Regions from separate parts of the Mus musculus genome. Here all the other regions are linked to region 1. The links are chromatin loops, found by intact Hi-C in ENCODE. Cell type or tissue: gastrocnemius. All regions are shown on one strand. Region 1 holds the start of Ptprj (protein tyrosine phosphatase, receptor type, J). Region 2 overlaps Ptprj (protein tyrosine phosphatase, receptor type, J). Region 3 overlaps Ptprj (protein tyrosine phosphatase, receptor type, J).

The links. A loop is a pair of places that touch in the nucleus more often than their neighbours do. Peaks named below come from ENCODE experiments on the same cell type or tissue, not always from the same donor. Only the 100,000 strongest peaks of a DNase experiment are listed, where the experiment ranks them.
Region 2: it touches region 1 in a loop (2.6-fold over the local background); 12 of 42 quality-filtered maps call a loop at or near these places.
Region 3: a loop joins it to region 1, with 2.1 times the contacts of the local background. A loop is called at or near these places in 8 of 42 quality-filtered maps.

What each region holds. Positions count from the first base shown.
Region 1 is chr2:90,575,642-90,583,641 of GRCm38, forward strand. It overlaps Ptprj (protein tyrosine phosphatase, receptor type, J), which reads right to left and starts at 4,954. Exons shown (of 24, transcript NM_008982.6): 1 at 4,515-4,954. The coding sequence starts at 4,610. Gm46752 reads left to right here and starts at 5,114. Exons shown (of 3, transcript XR_001783391.2): 1 at 5,114-5,275; 2 at 5,470-5,729. In gastrocnemius, a CTCF peak has its summit at 4,138; DNase peaks (open chromatin) are centred at 3,590, 4,191, 4,441, 4,827 and 1 more place; H3K4me3 peaks cover 2,953 bases; H3K27ac peaks cover 4,051 bases.
Region 2 is chr2:90,485,304-90,493,303 of GRCm38, forward strand. The region is part of intron 1 of Ptprj (protein tyrosine phosphatase, receptor type, J); the gene reads right to left. Among named protein-coding and RNA genes, the nearest start is that of Olfr1274, 89 kb to the left of the region's middle. In gastrocnemius, no CTCF peak of the experiment used is centred here; DNase peaks (open chromatin) are centred at 4,673 and 5,566; H3K4me3 peaks cover 1,292 bases; H3K27ac peaks cover 2,221 bases.
Region 3 is chr2:90,500,427-90,508,426 of GRCm38, forward strand. All of the region lies in intron 1 of Ptprj (protein tyrosine phosphatase, receptor type, J), which reads right to left. Among named protein-coding and RNA genes, the nearest start is that of Ptprj, 76 kb to the right of the region's middle. In gastrocnemius, a CTCF peak has its summit at 4,649; a DNase peak (open chromatin) is centred at 4,599; H3K4me3 peaks cover 1,050 bases; H3K27ac peaks cover 5,476 bases.

The DNA of each region.
Region 1 (8,000 bases):
CTGAGAACATGCGCAGCAGCTACCACCAGAACTTCTGAAATGGCCAAATGAGACAGTTCATTAAAAGCCCTAACACAGTGCCCGACACACCTAATGCTACCTATTAATTATAATATTATCGGTGGCATGATGCTAAAAGGGAAATACACAGAAAATTGCATCTTATCCGCCACTCAAAATAATTCCCCTGGCCAAGAAGTGAATGAACTAAGAAGTAATTACTCGTGATGCACTGGCTAAAGCCAGGCCTACAGTCATCCAGAAACTCGGCCCCAGCCTCAAGCATTACTTTTAGGAGCTAAATAACCTCTTTGCTGACCAAAATTGCTCACTCTGGAGCCAGGATTCTCTCTGCTCAGGAAAGCTTGGGTATTCCTGGTCATCTTTGTCCTGGGGCTGAACTTGAAGTTAGCCCAAAGTCACAGACTAACCATAAACCAATTTGCTCTGTTTTCTTAAACTGTCTGCAAACAAAACAGAATGGTTGGGTTTTCCTTTGTTGTTCTGAAGCAAAACAAAAATAAAGTCACTCCTGTGAGAACTTAAAAAGCAGTTATAAGAGGAGCCAAAATATTTAGTGTGTGTACTCTGGTTGAAGCAGGAAAATAATCAGGCTTATAGATTAGCCACAAGACATAAAAATACAAAGTTATCACCCACCAAATGACACAAGACAAAGCAAAAAGGAACACTGTGAGACCAAGTGGCTACCAGTTGTTTTTGTTTTGTCGCTATCATCAGCATCTATTTTAATACAGACTGCTGTCAAGCTGATTAAGGAACCTAACAGGACTATATGTCTCAAGAGAGGAAGGAGAGATCACTTTGCCACACTGCCTAATACATACATAAACCAAAACTAGAGAGTACGAATGCACTCAGAAATGGACCAGTTAAGATAGCACACCCATGAAAGTCCTTGCACTAGGGTCATCTCTGACTGCCCGTCCTGTCTTGGAGAAAGGGAGTGAGATGCTAGTTTCAAAAATGGCTTTTCCGGGCCTACTAAGTACTGATGCTTCCGGCATCTCAGTTTCCAGCTTCCACGCCCTGTCCTCATCGGTGTCCAAACAGAGCTGGGTCTTTTCTGTGACCTTTTTTTCCCTTTCCTTTCTTTCCCTCCCCATTTCTGTTGCTTGTACTATAATAAATAAGAAAGCCTCTTCTGAAAAGAAAAATCAACATTAGGGAAGCCATCAAAGAAGTTCCCTCTTACTTTCTACACACACACACACACACAAATCAAAAATATTTCAAATCTAATTGACTTTTAAAAGATTTATTATTTTTCTTTTATTGATGTGTATGTGTGTCTAACTATGTGACTGTCTGTCACATTTGTATTGGTGCCTGTGGAGATCAAAAGAGAAGGTCAGAGCCCCTGGAGCTGGAGATAATTGTAAGCCTGCTCTAATTGACTCTTAAACTCAATTTGTAAGCAGTTTGGGGCATACAGTAACACAGCACTGTGCTCGAAGAGAAAACACAGCCAAAAAGCCTAGGCCCAGACTGGTAACTCAAGCTCTACTCTTGGCTTTTTTATAATCCTATCTTGCCAAATAACCTCTTCTCTCAAGTCCAATGTCCTCATCTAAGAGGTTTGAAGGGCTGGAGCTGTCTTCAACCACCAGAGCTAGCACCAAGCATGCTGGTGCTCAAATTCAATCCCAAAACTTGAGAGGCAGAGGCAGGCAGATCTCTGTGAGTTCAAGGGCAGCCTGGTTTATATAATGAGTTCTACCAGCCAGGGCTGGCAACATAAAAAAAAAAAAAAAAAAAAAACCCTGTCCAAAAAAAAAAAAAAAGGAGGGGAGCTTATTTTTAAAGGGGGGGGAGGCTGAGGATAAGGGTCTATGTGTTTTCAGTATAATATGTACATGTGTATGGATACACATGCCTGTGCTTGCACTGGGCAGAGGACACAGAATCGTATTCCTTTCAGACAGGGTCTCTTCCTGGGCAGCCAACAAGCCCCAGTGAGTCTCCACACCCCAGAGTATGCCCGTTCCAGGCACACACAACCACACTCCACATCTTACACTGGCCCTAGGGATTTGAACTCAGATCCTCATGTTTGTGTAGCAAGAACTCTTACTCAATGACCCATCCTATCTGCCCCTGACACAGTCTCTGAGTCACTTCAAAAGCGCAGGGCTTCTCTAAAACTGAGAATGTAACTTGGTGGTAGAGCGCATCCCCTACCCTGGGTTCCATCCCCAGCACCAGAGAGAGGGAGAGAGAGAGAGAGAGAGAAGGTGCCGATCCCCTGCAAGAGTCCATATCAAAATGAAACTGCTGAAAAGGATTGTTTTTGGAGATATTTCTTCATGAAACCTTTTATATTTCCTATTTTGTAACAAATACAAAAACAAGAATATGAAGACAGGACTCTCGAGTTTCTACAGAACAAACTAGAGGAAGGAAATAAGCAAACCCAAGGCAGGCGGAGGGTAGCAATGTGCTAAAGAAACACAAGGAAGGATTGGGCAAGAGATAAATTTACCCAAGATACTTTTTGCTGATTCAAAGCACAGCTTGCAACTTCTACTATTGTTGAAACAAAAGTCAGATACATACATATACATATGTATAATCAAATTAAACTAAAGAGAAATGTAGCTCAAATGTTTCTATAATATAAATTTTAGTTCAAGAGAATTTCAAGACCACACCATCCTGTACATGGAACACAAAAGCAAACAGATCTCAATGAGCTTGAAGCCACCCTAGTCTGCATAGCGAATTCTTGGAGAAGGGGAACTTCAAATAAGAAGCAGTTCTTTTTCTTTAACGTCAAAGACTGCTGTGCATGAATTTCCTACAGGGAAAGGATGAAGACAGCCCATCCACAATGTTCCCCAATAAATCCCCAATCCCATCTGAAAAGGCTTTATATGAAAAGTGGTGTACATATATAATATATATTTACAAAATTCTTTCACTCTTCAATGGAAGCCATTCAAACAATTCTACTATGAAATGGTGTGTCCCCTCCCCCATTCCTGCAGATGCTTTTTGCTAAAGATGGAATTGGGGAAAAGGGGCAAAATCAACTCTGGTTCTTCTTCAGACTCAGCTCTTACCCAGTCCAGTAAAGAATTATTTGCTGGGGACAACACCACGAGTCCTGTGCAAATCCTGCTTTAGAAACTATAAGTTACCCTTGCTGACAATTAGTTCAGGCCCAGACTCAGGCTCCCTTCTTCTGCCCGCCTGCTCTGCTGCCCCAGTGCCTATGTTTCCTCTAGAACAATTCATATTCTCATTCTCTCTCTCTCTCTCTCTCTCTCTCTCTCTCTCTCTCTCTCTCTCTCTCTCTCCCTCTCTCCCTCTCTCTCTCCCTCCCTCCCTCCCTCCCTCCCGTGTCTGTGTGTGTGCAAAGCTTTCTCTCAAAGTCAGTTTCCATCCCCAGCCTATGCTTCATTTGTGTCTCACTGTCTGTTTAGAGCTGGTACCTATAAAGCAAGTGAGACTTTCATTAGCAAAAAGCAAGACAAGAGCATCCTCCAGGCCACTTTCAGCTGCAGAGTTCAAGACCACAGCCAGTTCCCAGAAGGCTGTGAGGCAGAACTCGCTTGCTCAGCTCCCGCAGCACCAGCTGGGTGATTCCACTCTTTCACTTCTCTCCCTCAGTTCCCTATCTGCAAAATGGGAATGTCCCCCCAGCTGCCTTGCATCACATCCCCTGCCATGAAAATACCACTGAGAGAAAAGATCCAAAATTCGAGTCCCACCATTATCGGAAAAAAAAAAGTGAAGCAAGGAAAAAAAAAAAAGAAAGAAAAGAAAAGTCTGGAGGGGAGGGGTATAGCTAGCGCCCACAAAGCACGAATGCACACCCAGAAAAGCCAGCACTATCTCAGGAGCGATGATGAGAACAGAGCCAGCAGCCTCAAGGGACGCCTTTGAGCGGCCACCTTGGCAAGGCTGGGAACTTTCCCCCACAAAAAGCGCCCTCGGTTCTGAGTCCGGCGCTTCGCCCACCGCCCAGCGCCAGGGCCTGTCCCCAAGCACCCGGCCACCGCCACTGCCCTTCTGTCCAAGCCCTCGTGCCCCTCCAGGCCGGGTCGTAGGTCGGCCTCGGCTCAGCCAGGCCGTCCCTGCTCCGCATCCACAGCCCTCCGCAAACACGCCCCCTCCGGCCGCTTCGGGCGCGCAAGCAGGGCCCGCGCTGGCCAGACGTGACCAGCTCCGGGAAAGGCCGGGCCACCGCCGCCTGCAGCCCATGCGGGAGCTTCTATGGAAGAGTCAACGGGCACGGCGGGGGACACCCTGGGGACCCCGGAATCCTGCCCTTCCCCTGGCACCCGGGAGCCAGGGAAGGGGCTGAGTGGCGGGAGCAGGAGGCTGGCCAAGATCCCTGCCAGCCTCCTCCAGGAGGAAGGCTCCCAGGACCACGATCTCTCAGACCCTCGCCGGGTGTTCCTGGAACGGGTGACACCCGGGCAGGTGCAGGCGATGCCAATTCGGCCCGCGTCTTCCTACCACACGCCCAGGCCCACTCGAGAGCTTACCTGGCCCTGGCGTAGCAACAGCAGCAGCGGCAGCAGCGCCCAGCGGAGCCCGGGCGAGCGCGGGGGTGTCCGCGTCTCCCGCGCCGCGGGCTTCATGCCCTGCGCGCCCTGGAACGTGCCCGGGACGCGCCCCGCCGTGTGCCCGAAGCCGGGCGCCCTCGTCTCCGTCTCCAGCCGACGCCTCCGCCTCCTTCTCCGCCAGCCGGTCCGCCTAGTCCCCGCTCCGCCCGCCCCGGGCTTCCCCGGGGACATGGCAGCGGCGGCGGCGGCGGCCACACGGCGGAGCCTAGCGCGCCTGGCGCGGAGCGGCCGCGGCCTTAGACTCGCAGGGGCTTCGCGGGGCGGAGCGAGCGGCGCCCACCCTCCGCGCGTGGCTCCCAGCTCCCGGCTCCCGCGGCCCCGGCTGCTCCCTCTGCCTCCTCCGCGCGTCATGCGGCTCCGGCTGCAGGGAGCCGCGCCGAGCGCTCGGCCCCCTCTCTTCCCCTCCCCCTCTGAATATTCATCGCTTCCTCCCGCTCGGGCGGGCCGGCCGCTGCCGTGCTCCGCGGCCCCTCGCCGCCCTCTCGCCGCGGCCCCCGCCCCCAGCGAGCTGGCGGCGGGCGGGGAGTGGGCGGTGGCGAGCCCGGTGCACGCTCTGGCGTCTCCCCTCCCGCGGCCGGAGGAAGCGCCCCCTCCCTGTCCGCCTAGCCCTCCCACATTCCTGGGACTCGGGACCCGGGACGCTGCTCCACTGTTCCAGAGCCACGAGCTAGTATGGATGGGTCAGTAGGGACTCTTCAGCCTGGGACTCCCTCCCTGGCTCTGGCTTGAGCGTGCCTCTTGCCCAGGTCACAGTCGTGCTTGCTTCTAGACCGCAATCTGGTGAAGCCTGGCCCGTGGGTGGGCTTTGGGGGAGGGTGTGGGTGAACCCCCCGAAACTATTGGAAGCACACCATGTATTCTGTTCTCTCCCCAGACGCTGGGCCAGGAAGTCAGAGAGCCTGCACAGAAGCTGGTCCAGTGATTAGAGCCCCAGCTGTGGCATATGGCAAGCCCAGCTGTGCTATATACTAACTGTGTAATCCTGGTTGTGTGACTTGGAGAGAGATGCCTCACCTCTCTTGACCACTCTATGCTCCTGTGTAACAGGAAGATACTACGGGTACCTGTCTACCGAGACTTGCCTGGCGATTAAATGAGATCATGGGTAAAGTCCCAAAGAGGGTGGGACATAAGGTGAGCCCATCTGGCAGCTGTCATCACAAGTCCTGATCTGAAAGGAGTTACAAATTACCACGAATACTGCTACTGTGCCCAGGCTCACGAGAGGAAACCAAAGAGCTCTATCTACTGCACCTAGAAGTAATGACAGACAGTACCAAACCAAGGCATGCTAGGGAGGGAAAGACTGATTCTGACCAAAGGAAGAGGTGACACTTGAGCTGGGCTTTGATGGATGGTTGGGTTTCACCGGGCAGAGAGAGGGGAGCAGTGTGGCAGGAAGTGGGAGCAACTTGGCAAAAAAAAAAAAAAAAAAAAAAAAAAAAATCAGAAGGCAGATTCTTCAACCTTGACCTTCTGAGAAACAGAGAAACAGGAGCGTTCTATTTGGGAAGACCTGAGCAGCCAAGATAGTGAAGTGAATCTAGTCTGGACCCTATGAGAACTGGAATGTAGACCACCAGGTGTCCAGCCTGCTTCTAGGCATCCCTTGGGCCTCAGAGTCCCAGCTTCACGCAGAGAACAGAGGGGAAAGGGGCTGCACCTGTCCTCTGGTATTTTGCATTTGATTAAACACTATCTGGTTATCACAGCCCACAGGAGTTATGTTCCTCCCTGCCTCACTCTTCTTGAGGCAGAAACAGGTGTTTTTTAAAAGCACTCACACCAGCCAGGCATGGTAGCACACAGCTTTAGTCACAGCAATCAGGAGGCAGAAACAGGAGGAGGTAAATTCAAGTCCAGCCTGGTCTACAGAGTGATTTCCAGGACAGCTGGGGTAACATCATAAAGAGACTTCATCTCAAAAAAATTAAAAAATAAAAATAAACAAATAAATAAATAAAGCACCTTCCATGGTGCCCAGAGGAAAGGAGTTATAATGCTAATAGAACTGTACCTGCCCCTGATCCTCACAGACCTTGCACCATCCCAGTTGCCACAGATTCACATCTTGGTTCTGTCAACAGGGGTATGAACTCCTGCATGCCCTTTGATTTCCTACTGGGTAGAATGTATGCCCCCATTTAAGAGGTAGTGACCGTTTAAGAACTAACAGCCTTCTCTGAGAAGGGGTTAATACGTGCATAATAAACAAATCAAGATGAACTGATACTCTGTATGAGAAATGAACCCTGAACAGTGCTAGTTGGAAACTCCTTGTGGGCGGGACCTCATCTCCTCTGCCTACTCTGTGGCATCTTCACGATGCCTAGCATGTTCAGTACATTGTAGGAGCTGGGGCTCTTAAAATGTGTGGTTACCTGATGGGGAACATGGATTCTTTGCAAAGACAGACTAGGGAAGAATCATTCCCTAGGCAAAGGGATACCACAGTCTCTCTTTGCAGTTAGAATGGTGTTATATACTTGTCTTCTGTGAACCATAGCTGCCAATGCTTAATTCTATTTAACCACAGTTTTGAATTTATGGAGTTGTTTTGTTTTATAAAAAGGTCCCAGGTAGCCCAAGCTGACCCCTAACTTCAAATATACCTGAAGAATGACCTCAAACTTCTGATCCTCCTCTCTCTATGCTTAAGTGCCAGGACTGTAAACATGCATCACCACACCCCACTTATGCACTGCTGAGGACTGAGTCCACAGCTCCATGCATGCTAGGCAGGCACCCTAGCAGCTGAGCTAGATCCCCTCTGTCTATTTGACTGCCGTCCTCGTGGAGCTAAGTAAGCTGCCCAAAGACAGGGCCTGTGTCTTGCTCATCATTGCATTCACAGCAAATAGCAGTCATTCCTGTTGTACTTACTTAATTAAACTAAGTGCATGCCTTTGAATAGCAAAATAAGACACTAATTATATACCTAGACAACACACATACATACACTCATATGTACAAGCACACACACACACTCATACCATATTCTGTTTGCAAAACAGCTTTTCAGAAATAAATCTATTTTACAAAGTTCAATATATACATGTGCCTTGAGAATATACAGTATAATGCTAATGGACCTTTTTTCTATCATTTCCCCTTCACACAAAGGCTAAAGTTTTATTGACTATAGGGACAGGCACATAAAAATACCAGAACAAGAAGGAGGAGACACTGGCAAGACTGGGGTTGGAGGGGCAACTGGGTCTTTCCTTAAAACTCTATAGGGTGATACTGGGACTTCGTATTTTAAACCAGCTCTTTGAGCACTCCTTGTTGTCAAACATGCTTAGACAATTCTATTAAGCTACCTGTATCGTGTCTCTAATAATAATTATTTACAAAGAGATACATGGATAGATAAAAATAAATGGTTGATAGAGAACCAGTTAT
Region 2 (8,000 bases), 90 kb before region 1:
AATCTTTAAAAAAAAAAAAAGAAAGAAAGAAAGAAAGAAAGAAATTAGTTTTCCTTGCTTTTTCTCTCAACTCCTTAAAAATGTAAAAGCTATTCTTAGCCCATGGGTCATGCAAAAACAAGCAGTGGCTATAGTCGGCTTAGTCCTGCCCTAAATCACACGTTTGCCCTGGATAGAACCACAAAAACAGACTTGCAGCCAGAGTCTGGCTGCATCCCTGTGGGTAGGTTCGAGCTGACAGTTACCTACACGGAACCCAGTCTCAAGCTTCTCACCTGCAAACAGGGTTTATGTCCCTACTTAGCCTCCTCAAACACTCAAGAGAAGTCAATGAAATGCTATCGGGCACAAGGCATGTTCGAGAAAGGATAACTGTCTAATTCAGCTCAATTTTAAAAAGTACTCTGGATCTCTCAAGGCTGGTCTGGGTTTCCAATTGTCTGATGAGATATTAGAAACAGCACCTTTCTTAATGAATGCTGGGTATCTGGGAGATAAAATGACTTGAACTGTGAGCCTAGTGTCAGCAGAGAGTAATCCTGATAATCAGGATGGGGGCGGTCAGGTGTGCACGGAGCTGCTGGCTCACAGCAGCCCCACGATTCTGAACAACACACAGCCTGAGCCTCTCTGTTAGCCCTTAGCATAAGGCAGTATATATGCTCCAAGCTTGTGAACAAACTATTACACAGTTCACCTCTCCCAGAACCTCACTCACTTCCTCTGCTGAGATACAGCGCCAGCTCCTTAGGGCCTGGGGCAAAGCTGGTCTGGCCTTTTTTGGTGTAAAGATAAACCAGGCATGTTCAACTTCAGGGCTTCAAAGGCAACCAACGGAGACATGTATGACCAGTCATACTGGAATCAAGCCTTAGAGATCATCTATCTCAGCCTGCCTCTGTTGAGGGTAGAGGAAAGAGAGGCTCACGCAGGCCTAACAAACCTGAGTCCAAAGCACATTTCCACCAGCCCCTCTTCACAGAAAGGACATAGTTTCCTTCCCTAGTCCCAAACTGCTTAAGGGTCAGTGAGAGAGACAAAGGAATGCATAATCACTGTGGTTTCTCTTCCCTTGCCTTAGGCAAAATCCAGTGTTTTACAGTCTACCACTGTCTACTTTGTCCTCTGAACCTCTCAGCAGAAATACTTTTTCCCCTAACAACAGATGTAACCAACATCTCTTTAAAGCAAAGAAGACATAAACTGAAGAGTTCACATGTCACATGCCCCCTTCCGCTATTCACATACCTCAAATTCCTCAATAGTCCAGCTGCCAGTCCCAACTCTGGCTCCAGCCAGCCCTACTACCTAGAAAGTGAGAGCTTCCTGCCCCTCTTTCTCAATCCTGGCTGGCTGATCTATGAGACAGCCTTCGTTGACCCTTACAGAACCCCTCTCCCCACTAGAGCTAGGGTTTCCTTCCCAGATATGCCAGCACCTGGTGCTTAACTCTTACCACTAGGGATTCTCACTGCCCGTCTGGCTGGACACTTCTTGGTGAAGATTCACCTGAAGTTCACACCTACCACAGAACATGCACTGGCTGTCAGGTGGGTGAACAGGTAATAAGGAGGAAGGTGGGTTTAAAAGATGAAAATGGAAAAAGGGCCCAGGCACTAAAATTGGATGGATCTGGGCAGCAGTAAAGAACCGAAGAGAGCAACTGAGCCAAAAAAAGAATGAGATAGGTAAGTGATAGATAGTTGATAGATAAGATAGATAGGTGATAAGTATATGAATAGATGGTAGATACACAGATAGATAGTTGAATAGATACATACATACATAGTTGGATTGATATTGGATAGAGGGATACATGCATACATACATACATACATACATACATACTGGATGGAGGTGGCAATAAAGAACAGGAAGTGGGAAGGGGAGGCTGGGGAGAGGGTGACCCAATAGTACTTGCCATTGTGTGAAATGTTTATTTTTTCCTGCCTATCAAAGGCAGCTACCAAGGGTCAATACTCTATAAATCTTCCCCAACCTTGTAAAACTTTTATGTAAATCTTTTAAACTAACCTACCTAGTAATAAAATTTTGGCTTACACAAAATACCCCTCAGTCAGTCAGTCTGTCTGTCTCTGTGTCTCTGACTCTGTCTGTCTGTCTGTCTGTCTGTCTCTCTCTCTCTCTCTCTCTCTCACACACACACACACACACACACACACACACACACACACGAGATGGCCAACCAACAATTACCTTCTTCATTTCTTCTCAGAATTCTTTTAAAGCTAGCCAATCAAGGAAGACATTGAGGTTAGGCCCCAGCCAATGGGGAAAAGACACAGTTGTCCCACTGCATTAGAATACAGACCTCCCCAGTATGAGCTCTAGACTGGTTTGGGTTGTGGTTTGGGTGGTGGTGTAACCTTTTCACAAAGAGAAACTGCAGTGCCAAGCTACCTTTTTTTTTTTTTTTTTGCTTGCTTGCTTGCATGTTCCTTTGTGTGAGACACTGAAACTATCTCTTTTTCTTAACACCATGAAAGTATGAGAAGGCCTGAGTTCGGATCCTCAGAACCCATGAAAAGCTGGTCTCTGCGGCAGCCTCTACAGCCTCAGCTCTTCCAGCGCCAAGGAGCAGACAGACAGGAAGACCTGGTCTCACTGGACAGTCGGTCCAGCCCAGTCAGACTCTAATAAGTAACAAAACCATCTGTGGCACATGGTTTTAAAGAAAAAAAACAAAAACAAAGGGACAGACCTACCCACCTTCACCCAGCCTGAACCTTGTACTTGATCAGGTCTCTCGGACACTCACCTACCCTGCAAAGTGGGAGAGCAGCTGGCTTGCAGCAGCACAGGTGAGAAAGAGTGGTGTATCAGGGAAAGAGCCCAGGACCTGAGACAGCTTCAACCCAACGAACCCAACCCAACGAACCCAACGAACCCAACAAACCCAACGAACCCAACGAACGGGCTGAACTGGAGGCTGCTGTGACAGGAAAACTCAAAATAAACTGAAGAAAATTTAATGGTTTTAAAACAAAGGGAGGGCCTGCTTCTCTGGAACATAGGCTAGGTTTGCCCAGTGGGTTCCAGCTGTCCTTCAATCAGGCTAGCCTGGGTTTTGCTTTCGTTTTTAAGATGATCTATTTTTATTGTATGTGTCTGTGTGTTTGCCTACATGTATTTAAGTGCGCCGTGTGTATGACTAGCACCGAAAGTTCTAGGCATCAGATCCCTAGAACTGGAGTTACAGGCAAAGTTATGAGCCACCATGTGTCTGCTGGGAATTGAATCCAAGTCCTCCTCAAAAGCAGCAAGTGGGCTGAACTGTGGAGCCATCTCTCCTGCCCTAGTCGGGCCTGTCTTGATGGGGAAGGCCAAAGGGCATGGTCCCCTTAACTATCCAGTATGCTGCTGAGCACCTGTCCAGTTCTCCCTTCGAAAGATCCAGTAAAGCAGCATATTTTAAGATATAGCCCCATAGACCTGCACGGGAATTGAAACCAAGAGTGATTTTTCCTCCCTGACTAAGAACTTGAAACATTTTTCATATCAAGGTCAAAAAGCCCAGATCTCTGCTACTCAGCACATAGTAAGCCCTCTCCCTGCCTGTGACTGGCACCATCTATCCATCCACGAAGCACGTGTGCATCTCCTGGCTTGCTTTATGTGCTCTCAAGAAACAAACAAAAACAAAACATAAAACAAAACAAACAAACAAAAAAAACCACACTTTTAACAAGGCATGATGGACATATACCTAGTTCATAAACTTCACTGAACTGTGCCAAACTGAATGAGTCAGTATTTCACAGTAAAAAAGGAAAAGGGAAATGAAATTTTAAAAAAAGAAGAAAAAAAAAAAGGAACAGTTATGCAAGTTCCCATTGGGTTGGTGTCTCTGCCCTGCCTCTTTAACAGCTTAGTAAAAGTGTGTGAGTCCTCCCTCAGTGCTCCCGCAGGTCCAGTGAGTCCTCAGTGCTCCCGCAGGTTCAGTGAGTCCTCAGTGCTCCCACAGGTTCAGTCTGTGCATATTCATGGAGAAATGCTCTGGCCTGACTACCCAGCTAGATCCACCAAAGCAGACACTTCATAAACGTTAGCAGGCCCCATGCGTAAGGTACACCTTTCTTCAGAAGCAGCAATGTTTCCCTCATATTCATATTCTCTCTCTCTCTCTCTCTCTCTGACATTTTGTCCAACTGAAGATAATTATTAACTATTAGCAATAATTACCACATTGTACAAATAAATTGCATTACAGAAAGAGTTGCCCTCTTCCAAAGTTGGCATTAACAAAGAAAAAAAACTAAAATTCCCAAAGTCTCCTAAGCCCAGTCCATCTTTCTTCGCCATCTAATAAAACACTTTTTATTTCCTTTCATGGGTTTAAACTTCACTAAAAGGCAAATTGTCTGAGGGCATGCTGCTGAGACAACAGGACTCTGTGTGTGCTCAAATAATCCCCTGTTCCAGTTGACTGTTTTCTATCTTTCTGAATAGACACTGCACAGAATCAAGAATCAGAAACGGTCCTGTGATCTCCCTAATTGCTTCCACAGACAAGTCCAAAATGGGTAAAATTTTTAAAAGACACAACTGATTCCAACCCTAACTGTTCCTCCAGGAGCTCCCAGTCTTCTCTCCTACAATGGCCTGCCTACCCCTCCCTGCCAGCCCTCACACCCCAGGGCTGGGCTGGGATTCAAATGGCAGACAGGGCTGCCCTCCAGACAAGACCCGTCTCTGCCCAATAAAGGCCAGAACTTGGAAGAGGAAGGCCAGGAAGTTGAAGACAACATGTTCTTGGGCATCCATCCTCACTACCCTGAAGCTGACCCAAAGTCCAATCCAAAACCTAGCATTCAGGAGCGGCTGGATGACGAAGGACTTCCACACAGCAACCAAGCTCCTTACAGGCCACATCTGGCTTTCCGATACACATATGCACTGCAGTAAATGTAGGAAAGAAAATGCCTACCCAGTCCCAGATCTGACAAATCTCAACATAGTCTAAGTCTTCCTAGATTTTACCAGAATTCCACAATGTTTTTGCATTAAATCTGCAAAGAAATAGCCATTAATCAAAAAGGCTGACAAGTCCAAACGAAAGCGAATGTCTCATCAGGAATAGAATGAGGTCCAAAGTCCCCATGGGTGTGACATCGGACAGAGAGCCACTGACTCTGGTAATTTTTCCACTCAGGAAGCCAATGCCACAGATATCTCACTATGACTAAGCCTGCTACTGATTGTTGTCATTCGTTAGAAAAAAATATGAAGCCCTAGCAAGACTTCTTAATGACACTCAGATATCTAAGGAGAAATTTCCTTCTCTTCTATGTTTTAACAAACTAAATATTAGAGAATTTTTTAAACTAGGTTCCTGCTGTTCAAAGAAAAAATTTCCCTGCTCACAGTGTGGCTTCTGACATCCTGCCAAGTTTCAGACTCTGAAATATGAATGGGATTAAAAAGGATTAAGACAGAGTAAATGCTATTAACAGCTCTTCTACTGCATGTATCTATCTTACTCAGGAGCCAACGGCCCACCAGGGAGAAGGAAGGGCTGAAAGGAAGCTGAGCTCACGCCACACCTGCTCGGCTCAGCAGAGATGACAGGGTCAGCGGTGACGCTGGTGAATGCTGGGCTTTCTCTAACCACAGTCCGTCAAAGGCTTGCCCCACTCACCTTGACGCGTAATGAAAGAGGGCTCCACCACAGAGTGCCAGGGCTGCGGGAGCCATCAGCAACCAGTGGCTGCCCAGCTCCACTTTAGAATGGCAAGGTACTCTCCATGGAGTATATATTAGAAAAAGAAAAAGAAAAAAAAAAAAAAAAAAAAAAACAAGATCAGAGGGAACGGGTAGCAAGATTGGGAAAGCTTCATTTTTGAGCTTCACATTGATTTTGTGTTGTGCTGAATAACCCTTGGGTATTCCTCAGGCAGCAGCCACCTTGGGGTTTTGGGATTTTTGGTTTATTTGGTCAGTTGGCTTTGCTTTGGTTTTGGTTTTGGATTGAGGTAGCATTTCACTATGTAGTCCTTCCTGGTCGGCATAGAAATTACTACAGAGAACAGGCTGGCATCAAACTCACAGAGATCCATCTGCCTCTGCCTCTCTGCCTCTGCCCCTCTTCCTCTGCCCCTCTGCCCCTCTGCCTCTCTGCCCCTCTGCCCCTCTGCCTCTCTGCCTCTCTGCCCCTCTGCCCCTCTGCCTCTCTGCCCCTCTGCCTCTCTGCCTCTCTGCCTCTCTGCCCCTCTGCCTCTGCTTCTGCCCCTCTGCCCCTCTGCCTCTGCCCCTCTGCCCCTCTGCTCCTCTGCCTCTGCCCCTCTGCCCCTCTGCCTCCCAAAATCTCTCCTGAGATTAAAAAGCATAGGCTAACCTAGCTACTCATTGAGGCCCAAGAATTTACTGAACTCAGCCTCCCTGGCACTGGGATTACAAGTGTATGCCACCACACTGGCTTCTTAGGTGAGTGTTAAGCATCCTAACTCAGGCTTGCAAAGCAAACCCTTTTCTAACTGAAAAGCTCCAAGCCTGTAGTATTTTGTTACAGACTATCCTCTGTCTATAAAACACTGACAATGAACTAACAATACATTTCACCTGTTTCTGCATTGCATTTGGTTGCATGAGATCAGTAAAATTCTGCTTCGCAGGGATGTGCCGCTGTAAACGACAACCATTTAACGATTCATCTCTATTAAATAGCAGAGGTTATATTCCTGGAGATGTCATAAAGATAAGGGAAACTGGCAGAGTAAAGGAACACATGGAAGGCTGCCAACATTACAAGTTTTACATAATGAAGAATATATAAAGAATCAAATTAAAGATTTAATAGCGTTCCTGAAACACACCATAAAATGTCTCCTTGGAAAAGTTCTTTATTTGTGCACACTCTAATCTTACACGTCCTACGTGCAGACTTTAAGGGTGAATTTTTTCCTCATCCTTTGGGCTATATAATATCAATACCAAAAGAAGTACAAAGGAAAAAAGGAAAGTTACAGACCTATCAGTTACGTCACTATCACAGATGCGAACCTTTCAGAATAATGTTAGTAAGGAGAAATCTGTGATGCCCAAAAGCAGCAGTCTCACAACCAAGGCAATTTACCTCAGGAATACATTGGTTTAAAAACAAGATACATGCCACTAATCACAGCATCAAGTAACTGAAAGAAGCCTGAAGATCATGTGGACAATATCCCAAAGGTGTCTGTCCACACTCAGCACATTCCTGGGAGGAGAGTCCTAAGCTGGGAAGGAACCTCCTTAATAATGGCAATCCGCTCATACTGCAGCAGTGTCCACAACAGCCACGACACAGGAACCAACCCAAGTGGATAAATGAATAAAGAGGAGATGGAAAGAGAAAGAGATGAAGGTTCAGCCTTTAAAAAGGAAAGCCTGTTACTTAGAGAAACAGAGACTGGCAGGAAGAGAAAGATTTTACAATCCCACTCCTGGTCACCTGATACTTAAAAGGTAAGAGTACATTCTAAGAACAAGGCTGTTAGGCTTTTCACTGTTGTAAAGACACCATAAAGTGTCCTTCACACAAATGTAGATGATGTAGGTCACAATGTGGCCTCTCAATACAAGAAACAGGGTAAACACAAGATTCACAGGAGGTCACATAGCCAGTATAAGACTACCTGTACTGCTTTCCAGTCAACTTCATCTTACAGGACCACAGCTAGACAGCATTCCATCACTGCACAGTGACTGTCTGGCTGCACATAGAATCTAAAAACAAGTCAAAGGCTGAGGAGATGCCTCAGGGGCATCCCTTGGGTCAAGTGAGAAACCGTGCCTCAGTATACCAGAAGATCAACGAAGATAGAAACTCAACTTCTGCCCTCTATCCACACACACCTATATATGCCACATACCAATGAGCATGTATACACACACACATGCACACCACACACATACTCAGGGAACACACAAAATATAATGAAAACAAATCAAATCCACAGGGTGAAAGGGTAGTGTGGGGCGTGGGGACATGTAGGCTAACA
Region 3 (8,000 bases), 75 kb before region 1:
AATCACAAAGAAAAACTACCTATTGTCTTATATAAAATAATAAAAGTAAATACTTGCTCCCCACAAATAAAGGCCACATTTTAATATGCTTTATTAATTCTTTGACAGTTTTTATACAGTGTATTTTGATTTCCCACTTCTCATAATTTCTTTCAGATCCACCCCTTCCCAACTTTATGTCCTCTAGGGGTTTTAATAATCCCCCAGAGTCCAATATGCTGCCCAGATACTCGGGGTATAGGGCCACCCACTGGAAGGTGGTCATCTGCTGGAGGAAGGACACACTCTGACGTGATGGTCCTTTAAACTGTAACATTTACCTTCCTGAGAACTACAGTCAGTTTGTCTGTGGCTGTCTGTCCGTGTCCCTCTCCACCACAAGATCTCACTAGGTAGCCCTGGCTGGCCTTGAACACACCTGCCTCTACCTCATGAGTACTGGGACTTTTCATAAGCTCAAACCTAGTCTTTTCATCCATTTCAAACCAGTGTTTGGGAACTTCTGTCACAGGCATTCCTAATCATGATGTGGCAGTTTGAGTAAAAACAGCCCCCATACACTCATATAGTTGAGATCTTAGTCACCAGGGAGTGGCATTATTTGAAAGAATAAAAAGGATTAGGAGGCATGGCCTTGCTGGTGTAGGTTTGGCCTTGTTGCAGGAAGTATATCACTGGGGGTAGACCTTGATGTTTCCAAAGCCCATACCATGCTCAATGTCTGTCTCTGTCTGTCTGTCTATCTGGTCTGTCTCTGTCTTTCTCTTTGTGTGTCTGTCTCTGTCTGTCTGTCTCTGTCTCTGTGTCTTTCTGTCTCTGTGTGTCTCTGTCTGTCAGTCTGTCTGCCTGCCTTCAGGCACCAGGATGTAGCTCTCAGTGCCCCAGTGCCAGGCATACGGCCATGCTCCCTACCATGATGATAATAGACTAAGTCTCTGAAACTGTAAGTCTCTTAAATGCTTTCTTTCATAAGAGTTGCCTTGATCACGATGTCTCTTCCCAGCTACAGAACAGTGGCTACACTCCGACACATTGCAATGCTCACAAATACAATGTGCAACTGTGCCTGGTATACAGGAAGAGCACTTGCAGAATGAGCTTACATGAGTTGTCCGAATCATCTCTCAGGGCTGTTTTAGAGAAATAGCATTCATCAGAATAATAATGATAATTATAATAAAAATAATCAATGCACTGCAGGAATTGGCTTATTTAATTCTCCCAACCCAACTCCTCCCCATTTTCTATCAAAGATTTGCAAAAATACCAGGAACACAGTAACCCTGAAATGTCTCGAGGTTAGAAATAAAACAGATTTGAGTGTATGCCCTGGCTCAGTTGGAGACACACAGACAGCCTTTTTAAAACTCCACTGCTCTGCAAAGCGCAGCAGGAAGTTATAAAGGAGCAACTAAAATAAACACACAGTGTCATCTTGCAGACCAACCAGTCAGTCAGGAGAGGCAGGCAGCCCCAAGCCAAGGACCTAAGATGTTGCATAAACCCCAGGAAAAGAGCCTGGGTAAGGTCATCACTGCCACCCCAGGCTACAGCAGAAGAAAACAGAGCACTAGGGTACAGGCTGGAAATGTCTTGGTCCAGAATGAACATATGAACGTTCACCAGTTACTGCCTTAGGTCTCAAAGACAGAACCTCACTAACCCATGAGACAAACATGAAGGTCCCCAACAAGCTGCCATCTCAAGCAACCCTCACTTCCACCTCACCTTCCCCTGAAACCTGTTTTGTCTTGGTCCTCCCAGATCTCTCCCAAAGGGGCAAGTAGAGCTAACAGATGGAGAAAGTTCCAAAAAGCCAGTGTGAAGATGTTAGAGATGGTGGAAACCAAGACACTGTTCCAACCCAGGCTGCTGGACTGACTCTCAGCACACATGGAGACAGCATCTGCCCAAACCTACAAGGCTAGAAAGGCAGAGAGATCAGCCCTCTTCCAACATAGGGATACAAAGACTCATCACCCACATAGAAAAGAATCCTGCACCATCTACATCACCACTGCAGTCCCTTCCATAATCCTCTGACTTGTCCCCACCACTGCTTCTTAAACACTTTAGCCTGGGAACCCCATGGTGATTAGAGAAATGGTTAGGCCTTCAAAAAGCTTTTGTTTATAATAAACTTATCACATTAGCATAAATCATCTTATGAAAATTTATATTTTCCAATACAAAAAAAATTAGCATAATGACAATATAAGATTTTCGAAATTCTCTTTCATAGTTTGTTTATACTCAAGGAATCGCCTGGCTCTCATATCTGCCTCTTCATTCACTGTTTCAAGCAGTTTGGTGGGTAGGTAAACTATGAGGCAATCATTGGCTCTGGTAAAATGAGGGCCTCTATGGGCTTTTTGATAAATATAGGCATTTTTCTTGGTGCCACACTGTAATTCAACAAGTAGACCATTAGCTGTGTTGTGAAAGCCAAGACTGTATCTATGAGCTTTTCATATGAAAATCCATCCTTCTCTGTATCTCTTGCACCTTGAGTTTGGTAACTGATAAATTTACAACTGCTTATATTTATAGTGTATCTGCTCCACTCTGAAACAGCTCTTTACCCTACAAGACTTTGTCATCAAGCATTGGTTGCTTGGAAAATACCAGTTCACCAAGATTCATGTTGGAGAGATTAAGAAGAAACAAACAACAAATTACTATCATTCTGAAAATACTTAGGATCTTGCAGGCTCCCAAAAGGGTCTCAGGAACCTGCAAGTTTCCCAGAACCACCCTTACAGAACCACTTATGCCTGTTGAATGTAAATGCCCATTTGTTCATCCCACCAAGATGCCACTCTAGGTTGGATGCCAGGAGTTCAGCAGTGACTAAAGCAAAGAGGGCTCTCAAACAGAAACCAACTGCACACAAACAAATAAGTAGATGTACTCTTCCACATCAGGTGCTGAGTGGAAAAAAACCAAACACTGTTATCGGGCATTTGCACACAGGAGGTGTGGTTTCCTGGGAACCCAAATCAGCCAACCTGAGCCTTGCTATTTCAAAACTTTCACCATGAAATATGGATTTTTTTTTATTTTTATTACCAAAATGCTGTGGAGTTGGGGGTAGAGCAGGGTGAACTGCCCCTAAGAGAGCTGCCAGTGCTCACTACTGAGGCTGCATCCCCATCCAGTGCTGTAAGAGATGTAAGCCTCAGAGGTCTCCTCACTCAGAGGCTGTCAACCCCCAGGGCCAAGCACTCCCCCTCCATCCTCCCCCTCTCACCTCTGCAACCCATGCACTGCAGAGAAGGCTCATACGCACTGGCTGGCAGACACGCCACAAGAAGGCTACTGCTTACCTACTTCACAGATGAGGAAACTAAACTTCAACAAACTTAAAATTCCCAGTCACTGGGAGGCTGAGGATCATGAGTTCAAGGATCGCCTCAGCTACAGGGTAAAGTTCAATAAAAGAAAGAAAGAAAGAAAGAAAGAAAGAAAGAAAGAAGAGAAGAGAAGAGAAGAGAAGAGAAGAGAAGAGAAGAGAAGAGAAGAGAAGAGAAGAGAAGAGAAGAGAAAGAAACACACGGTTTACTCTAGCACACAGACTTTTATCCTTGTCTTGGCCTTTAGTATTTCTCCATGTAAAGAGAAGAAAAGGCAAGAAAAAAAAAGGCCAATAAAAGGGGCTGGGGTCTACAGCTCAGTGGCAGAGCTCTTGCTAAGTATGTCTGGCTTAGGTTCAATCCTCAGCACTACAAAGAGGAGGAGGAAGTACAGCAGGAAGAGATCAAGAAGGAAAAGGGGGAAATGGATGCGATGTTGAAAGCCCCTGCTCCTCATACACCCTATGCATCATGCCAAGCCCATCAAAGAGCAAAGAAAGAAATGGGGCTGGCACTTGGCAATCACTGCTCTTTGGAGCTCTAAGCTCTATAATTATTTATGGAAACCCTACTGTGGCTGGAACAGATCTAAGGAGTAAGGGGGAAAAAATGACCAAGTTCTCAGCTTCTTGTGCTGCTGTTCTCACCAGCACCCATACCATGACGAGCCATGTGTGCCCAGAAAGGGTTAACTCTAAAAGTCCATCTGCAGTCTCTGGCTAACACACAGCCCTGGACTTAGTCAGAACACCGGCCTGCAAACATCCCTTCCTGAAGATCAACACTATCACTCTGTCCCTTTAAATCACCCATTTGACAGATGGAAAAGTAAGCCTGGGGCACAGAAAAGCCACACCTCCCAGATCTCCTCATGAGTCAGTGACAGGAGACACCAGCAATCTTGTCTTTCCTCTGAAGCCCTGACAGCCACCCAGCCCCATCCTCTCATCCCAGGAGCCTCCTGAACAGCAGCCATGCATTTGTGGTCACCAACCAACACACAAGCCAGTAGGGAAAGTTACTATTTAGAGAGGAAACTGCATATATAGCAACAGCCTGAGCAGCCACCCAAAGCACATCCAGTCCTGAAACCTTGGCCAACCCCAAGCCCCACATGGCACTTCCTCTCCTCCCCATTCGCTGTGCCAACTCGGTTCCCACCAAGGTTTACAAAGAAGTGGAAGCTCCCTTCTGCCTGACTGGCCAGTGCAGTCCACTGACTCAGAGTGTTCTGGGCACCTCGGAGAAGACACTGTTCATTTCCCCTGGGCTGAGAACTGGCCCACATCCGGACCTGACGCCAGCAGGAGGGGGCGCTTGGCCACTGAGCATGAGCAGATGAATGGAGAGCTATTTTTAATGTTCTGTTCCTGCCTCTACTCCAGAAGGCTTGGCACCTGTGCCAGAGTTGCTGTAAGTATGGTGTACGGACCACCCGCACCCAGAAACACACCTGGGCATGAACATTCAGATGCTGGGGTCCCAAAGAGTCAAAAGAGTGAATTTGTAACGAGCTCCTTAGGCAATTTTTTTTTCCCCAGAACAGTTTGAGAATCTGGGTCTATATTTATTCACCACATCCATTCATCCAACGTTTACTGCAAGTCTTCCACATAATGAAGCAGACATACAAAAATAAATGTCACTTGCTCATCACCTTCAGGCCTAGAGAAGACAACACAGTGTAAAGAGCTAGAAATCACCAGGACTCAACAATAGGAGAGACTAAGTTGCCTCTAGAGCTAGGATAGCTTTACCACAGAGAGGAGCTCAGAGCTGAGACCAAGAACAATCGCTCCTTCCCTTGGCTGACTTTAGCACTGCCTTTGGCTTGGTCCTCATCTAACCTACTGACCTCCTAATTTCTCACAGGTGCGCATACATGTTTGATGGGTGCATAGAAAACAAGAATTTGGGGTTCAATGGTAGAATGCACAGGTAAATCCTGGATTAGATTCCCAGAAACTAACTAACACTCTCTCTCTCTCTCTCTCTCTCTCTCTCTCTCTCTCTCTCTCTCTCTCTCTCTGTGTGTGTGTGTGTGTGTGTGTGTGTGTGTGTGTGTGTGTGTATAATTAAAGCCTGAAACTGATTCCACATAGGAACTAGCAGGTAAGTGTGTCCATCTTACGCCTCTAGTTCCTCTCCTGCACGAGAGGCTGCCTCTTTAAAATCTCTTCTACAGTGAGGCTCTGCTTTTCTACGGGCTGTAAGAAGTACAGTCTGGGGCTGATGAGATGCTTTCCTCTGACCATGGCATTGGGGATGCTTGATCAGGACACCCACACTCAGTGACGGCCATGCCTTGTCCTGATTAGACCTCACAATATACCTTGCTTCATCTTTGTGTCTTTCCCCAAAGAATCAGAATCTCTGGATACGGATCCCCAGAGGCAGGCATGAGACAGGAGGGAAGCTGACCTCCCAGCCTTCTCCTTACTCAGGGCTCTCAGTCAATCCCCCTAAAGGCAGTGAAGAATCAACACCAGCCAGAAACAGAGAGCTCCAACTTCTTAGGTCATAACAAACACACCCTTGAGAAGGCGCAGCTGGGTGGAAAAGAGCCTCCTCAGAGCCTCTCCAGCTATTTCTTTCTTCCAGCCTTTTCTATAGAACACAGCTGCCTACTCCCCTCAGCCTCACCCAGCCAGAAGTGGGCCTCTGAACTTCACCATAAGCCTATTTATACTGTGCTGCACCAGCAAATGGCCCTGCATCATGCCATGAGATTAGCACTGGAGCCTGAACCAGCCGGGTAATGAATGGGGTTTACTCTGAGATTAAACTCATACATCACACTCTAGCAATGCCCCCACTGGAACACCAACATCAAGACAAGGAGTCCCATCAGAAAAGAAAACTCCCATTGTGCATTTCCTCTGAAATGTTCTTTGGTTCTGCCTGCCTCTCCCTGCCCATTCATACTTTCATTCACCCTGAATGTCAATCCCAGGAGTCAACAACTATTTCTGTAGAGAACCATATAGTCTATAACCTAGCTTTGCAGGCCACAGACAAATCAAATAAGTAACTATGGCTGTGTTCCAAAAAAACTTTATGAACATTGATGTTTGAATTTCATATAATATGTCACAATATACATTCTTTGGATTTTGCTTCAATCATTTAAAGATGCAAAAACTACTCTCAGTTGAGGGCTTCACAGAAAAATGTAGAAAGAGCCACTAACAGGAGATAAAGATGCTCACCACCAAACCTAACCACTTGAATTCAATACCCAGGACCCACATGGTAGAAGAGACCTGATCCCTACAAACTGTCCTTGGACTTCCAAACACTTACTATAGCATGTACACACAGAGAAACACACAGACAGACAGACAGACAGACAGACAGACAGACAGACACATCCCCCCATTCTCTCTCTCAATGCAATTCTTTTAAGAAAAGAAATAATAAAAGCCTGCAACTCTAGCCCAGTATTCTGCTGTGTTATCCTGCTTAACTATCTTGAAAATGCTGCATTCAAACTAAGGCTGTAATTCTATCCCAAATGCTGTAACTATGACATGGAAGAACAAGCGATCTTTTTAAAGAAAAAAAAAATGTTCTTTTCTTCAAATCATAAAATTGCTTTCTTTAAAATATTTTTTTAATTTTTTTCCTGGAATTACACAGTTATATTTGACTTTTATAAAGAGGCAGATGTTTCTGTAACCCTCCCCTCCTTCCTTTAGAAGAACTTTAAAAATAGAACTCAAAAAACCTCTTAAATGCAGCGGCCACAGGGCCAGCGCCTATAGGCTTCAGTGGCCAGGATTTCTGCGCCAAGAGGGCTTTGAAGTCAGTTCTTTGAAGTGAGCCTGCTGCTTTGTCAATGCTAAAAGAGGTTAAAATGGAAGTTAAAAAACAGAGGAAGAAGACAGAAGCACAAGCATGAAAGTGGGGGGGGGGGGGGTAGAGAAAACCCACTTACCCTTCACCATGACTGTGTCCAGGTCAACCTTATTCACTATCAGCAAAACTTTAATGTTCAAAGCACTATACTAGGGCCTTCTGGAGAAATAGAGAAAGGGCAAACTGGGGCTGGAGAGATGGCTCAGTGCTTAAGAGCACTGACTGCTCTTCCAAAGGTCCTGAGTTCAAGTCCTAGCAACCACATGGTGGCTCACAACCATCCGTAATGAGATCTGACGTCCTCTTGTGGTGTGTCTGAAGACAGCATCAGTGTACTTACATATACTAAATAAATTAATACATCTTTAAAGGAAAAAAAGAAAAGAAAAGAAAGGGCAAACTGTAACAGGACTGTAATGCAACAGCAAAAGTGACCTCCCCATGAGGGAGACAGAGGAGGTCAGATGCTGAGCAAGAACCTGCTGCAGTCAAGTGCTGGATAGGTCACCATCAATACTGTTTCTATCATCTTGTGCAAGTTAGAGATCTCCTATCTCACATCATGGGGCTCTGGGAACATGGCCCACACACCCATATCATTCCTTGCATAAGTGGGTGACAGAATTTGAATCACATCCACAGAGCAGAGTCAGGAAGAGAAGAGTATACCTGGGTTGGGGCAGGGAACAAACCTTGAGAGGTTTCATGGACAAGAGGGCCTTCAAAATGCAGACTGGATGGCCAGATTTTTCGTAGTTACAGCAGGGAAAGGAGAGCTTTCCATGTGAA